Linked DNA regions of Mus musculus: region 1 is linked to region 2. A link is a loop called in an ENCODE intact Hi-C map of the cell type or tissue named here. Cell type or tissue: left cerebral cortex. All regions are shown on one strand.

Region 1 (2,500 bases), 320 kb after region 2:
AAAGGTTTTATCAGCATATAGTCCCACGTGCAAAAAAAAAAAAAAAAAAAAAAAGAGCTGCTACCTTATGTTCAATAAATGTTATAAAACAAACGCATACATCCACCAAAATACTCTGGGTGTAGTTAATTTTAATTACAGCCAACTCGATTCTGAGTTAAAACAGCTTAAACTGGCACATTCCTTTAATCCTAGCACCTGGAGGCAGAGGCAGGGAGGCAGGGAGGCAGGGAGGCAGGGAGGCAGGGAGGCAGGGAGGCAGAGGGAAGTAGAAATCTGAGTTCGAGGCCAGTCTGATCTACAGAGCAGTTTCCCAGGACTACACAGTGAAGCCCTGTCCTAAAAGCCAAAATTAAAACAAACAAAACAAAAAAGCTTATTTTATCTACTTTTTAAATTGTTTCTTAATTTTCTTTTTTTTTTCTGAAATAGATCTCACTAAGTAGCCTAGGATTTTCTTAAATCTACAATCTTTCTGCCTTAGTTTTCTAAACATTAGAATTATAATGCATTTTATTTTAAACCACATTTTCCTCACAGGAAGCAGACTCACTTAAAATTCAGCAAGTACTAAAAAATGTGTTTGGTACAAAATTATCATATGTGCACACAAAGTATCAGATGTTTGGTCATTTATGTGTTCTTTAAATAAATGCTTCTAAGTCAATTTTTTTGTTTAAAATTATGATGCAAATACTACATATACTTCTCAACAACCAGAAATGATTTCTCTACACACAAAATAAAGAAAGCCTGCTCTAATAGTGGTTAGGTTTCTGTCAGCCTGACACAAGCAAGTCACCTGGGAAGAGGGAAGCTGACTGAGAAAACACTGCCCTCAGACTGGCCAATAGGATGTCTGTGAGGCTTGAGGGGTACCAGCTCTGGGAACACTGACTTAGGGTTTATAAGAAGCAGACTGAGCAAGCCAGGAGGCAGTATTCCTCTGTGGTCTGCATCAGCTTCTGCCTCAAGCTCCTGCCTGATTTCCCTCAGTGATGGCCTGTGAGGAAAATAAACCTTTCATCTCCCAAGTTTCTTTGAGTTTTTACCTCAGTAAGAGGAAGCAAACATGTTTGCTTTAGTTTCCTTCTGTTTTTCTGGCACTAATCTGATACTTTCAAAGGCACTGAGCCAGTATGTTAATACAAGACTGAATACTCTGAATTTTCCATAACTCTGAGGCTACAGAAATGTCAAGAGTAGATTGGTTCTTCATGATCCTCCTAGAGCACATTTGGCAACTTCTATAACCTGGCACAAGGAAAACAGCCACTTCTGTTTCCAATCCACCAATATCCCTGACTCCTACTTGCCCGCTACTCAAAGTATTACACAGGAATACTCAAAGGTATTATTCAGGAACTAATCAGGCCATTATTTAACATTTAACAATCAAACAGTAATAAATTCTAAATCTCCAGGATTTGACCTAGGAAAGCATGCACACACACATACCTACCTAACACCTGCCAGTGACAACAGCACAAGTGTCAATTCCTTACTAGCATCCAATCATCGTTTAGTTCATGTCTACTCTCACCCAAACTGTTCACTGAATGCATTACCATGCTCCAGACTCATTTACTATTTATACCACTAATATGCTTAAGGTACAGGGAACCCTGAGAAAGAGGAAGCTGAAAGAGTGTGAGAGCCAGAGTTGAGAAGCCAAGAGAAAAAGGTCCTCTAAATGAACTGGACAAAGCTCATGTGAGCTCAGAGACTGAAGCAGCAAGAACTAGGCCTGCATGGGTCTGCCCCAGGTCCTCTGCACTTATACTATAGCTTTCAGTTTAGATTTTTACAGGCCACCTGGGAGTGTGAATGAGTGGGTCTCTGATTCTTGTGCCTGCCTTGGGGCTCTTTTCCTTTTGTTGGTTTGCCTTGTCTAAATTTGATGTGATGGCATTTGTTTTATTTTATTGTATTTTATTTGGTATGTTTTGTCGCTACCTCTGAGAATCCTGTTCTTTTCTAATGTGAGACAGAAAGGGAGTGGGTCAGCAAGGGAGGGGACGTGGGAAGGAAACGGGAGGAGCAGAGGGAGGGAAAGCTGTAATCATAATATAATGTATAAAAAAGAATCTTTATTAATAAAAGAGGAAAACATGCTTAAGATGCTATATAACATCCTATCGCTCCTAAGCAAGAATTACTTTCTTGTTAAGGTTTTGATTTTGTTATCTTAAAAGTGTTATTTGATAACTACTGTTTGAAACCATATCAAATTAGAAAGCATTCACGCTATGGAAGTAGTAGCTCAGTGGGTAACAGGGTTTGCTGTGCAAATATGAGGACCTGATCCCAGCACACTAATGAAAAGCTGGCCCTGTAACCAAAAAGGATCACTAGGGCCAGCTCCTGTTCAGTAAGAGATGCTGTCTCCAGGGACTAAGGCTCCCATGCACACATACCCTACACTATGCATGTACATAGACAATATCCATACATACATACACATGTACACAAGAAAAATCTTAATGGGAGACATGAAACT
Region 2 (2,500 bases):
ATCAAAGGACCAACTCTTGGTGAAACTACTCAAGGATGCAGCAGACAATGAGTGCCAGGGATCCGAATGGAACCAGAGTTCTGTTGTGGGTAGAACGTGTAAGAAATGGACCTGATGTCCTTGTGTGGTCTATGATGACTTCCCTTTGGCCAGTGAGAATGCATCATAATCTTAGAAGAACAGTTCCTTTACATGTGAAGACTTACCTCCAAAATGAAATATCATTGTTATCTAAAGACATCCTCTTTGCCAATTAAAGCAAGAGTCACTGTTGAGGCTGATGTTTCATCATGGATTTGGAAGGCTGCAGAGAGCTAGTGTGGAGCTTACAGAACATTTTCTAGCCTTCAAAAAAAATTCATACTGGAAACATTTTTTTGCTTCGTAGGCATCACTGTCCCTCTGGAAACCCAGAGACTTTCTCACTCGCATTGTCAGGATTCTTCTGAGGTCCTGAATAAAGACAGTATCTTAAGGGCAGCTCAGACAGAACCCAGTGAATTCCGGACACTGGAAGACTTCAATTCTTCAGACTATCTATGATCCTTTCTCAACGAAATGTAAACTATCAAAGGGCTGAACTTTCAAAAGTACTGTTCCTACTGTAACTTTCCTCTTTGCACCTCTGCTATGAATCTTGATCCCCCAGGGCAATGGAAATACCTACAGCTGAATAAAGGAAGGGTCAAATACAAGAAAGCACAAAGATTAACATCTCAAGAGATGGTGTGACATTATCTAAGATAATTCTCCTCATGGCAGAAAACTGACATTTATAGAGCAGCTTGGCACTGTGGGGGTGGTTAAAGACACATCTTTAAATAATTTTGTGAGACAGAAGAAACTGGTATGACATCAACCCTGTTAGTAAGACTAGCTCTATTAACGATGTAGGGCAGGTCAGAAGCCACCAGAAAAGCTCTGCAGGTGGCTGTCTTCCACAATTATTACTGTATTTTTAAGAGCACAAAGTACAGTTTGAAACTAAAATTCTGCTCCTACAATTAATAACACATTTATACAGTTATATGGAGCCTTTCACCAGACCTTCAAATACTAGACTTTTTTTTCCTTCTTATCAAAATACAGAGGGGATGATGGCAAGCTGATAAAATGCTCTGAGGAATTGTCTATTCTTTTATCTGTCCTTCCCTGGCCTTCAGTTTGCCAGATTTTTCTCTCTGTGTAGTTTAATTACATGTGAAAGGAATTCAAATAACACATTTGTGCTGTAGCATATTTGAATTAAATGCCAAGAAAAAAAAACGTTTTATTATTTGCTTTTATTGCTATTCATTTGTACATTCATTTGACAATACTGACTCAAGCTGCTGTGTGCTCTCTTAAGCTCCAAGTAGTTTGTATCCCAGAGCGTCATCCAAGCTGCATAATTAGAGGGAAGAAATAGCTTTTCTCTAATGCTATATAGAGACAGCATAATCTCAGCAAGTTCTGTTTCCACCCATTGTGAAGCTGTCTTATATAAATGATACACTTCTTTTTTTATGAATGGTCTACTTCTTGACATTCTGGTCCCAATCAGACATACATGTTCTAAAAGTTAAAATCAGTTGGAAATCATTGATCAGACAAACACAGCCTAGAGCAGTGGTTTTTCAACCTTCCTAACACTGTGACCCTCGGATTCAGTTCTTCATGTGGTGGCGACCCCCAACCATAAAATTATTTTCCTAGCTACTTCATAACCATAATTTTGCTACTGTTATGAATCATAATATAAATATTTGTGGTTTTGGATGGCTTCAGGCAACCCTTGTAAACAGGTCAATGAACATCCACAATGAGGTCACAACCTACAAGTTGAGAACTGCTGGTATAGAGGGAGCTAATTATTACTGATGAAAGTAAAGCCTAGCCAGGAGAATTATTCTCATCTTATTGAAACATGCACATGCAACTACTTAAAGTCGTGCACTGGTATGACTGGAGAATTTCTTCATTCAGCCATCCATTTCCTCACCATCAGCTGGGGCCTTACTCTGAGTAAGAGGCACTAAGCTGTAAAGAAAGACTATCAAAGACCTTTCTTTGATATTGAAAATAGTCTGTCTCTGTTCTCAAATAGGTTCGCCCTTGTGTCTTTGCTCCTGAGGTAGGTCTTTCTGGCATAAGTAAATTTAGCTTGATTTTTGGAGCAAATGCTCTTTCGTCCTAAGTGTCACACTGAGCTGGGATGATGTAGCTTCCTGTCTTCTTTGCACAGGCCCTAGCAAGTTCCCTAACATATGGCCATTCAAGGTGCATTGCCAGCTTTTCTCATTTGTTTTCACTTACCAAAAGTCATAGGAACTACATGAAACCCATGTTTTTCCAGCAAATAAACTCAAGGTCAAGATCACTGGTTAGAGGGTGATCTTGACCTTGAGTTTATTTGCTGCATTGTGTGCAAATTCCTAATCAAGAAAGAAACCCATACATGCAGACTGGGAGATTATCAGTAAAATTGGAAATGGAGAAACATCATCATGTTCTGATAATG

The links. A loop is a pair of places that touch in the nucleus more often than their neighbours do. Peaks named below come from ENCODE experiments on the same cell type or tissue, not always from the same donor. Only the 100,000 strongest peaks of a DNase experiment are listed, where the experiment ranks them.
Region 1: a loop joins it to region 2, with 3 times the contacts of the local background. A loop is called at or near these places in 4 of 42 quality-filtered maps.

The regions. Positions count from the first base shown.
Region 1 is chr10:45,683,527-45,686,026 of GRCm38, reverse strand. All of the region lies in intron 19 of Hace1 (HECT domain and ankyrin repeat containing, E3 ubiquitin protein ligase 1), which reads right to left. Among named protein-coding and RNA genes, the nearest start is that of Hace1, 110 kb to the right of the region's middle. In left cerebral cortex, no CTCF peak of the experiment used is centred here; a DNase peak (open chromatin) is centred at 973.
Region 2 is chr10:46,005,407-46,007,906 of GRCm38, reverse strand. No RefSeq gene overlaps it. Among named protein-coding and RNA genes, the nearest start is that of D030045P18Rik, 200 kb to the right of the region's middle. In left cerebral cortex, no CTCF peak of the experiment used is centred here; DNase peaks (open chromatin) are centred at 765 and 1,399.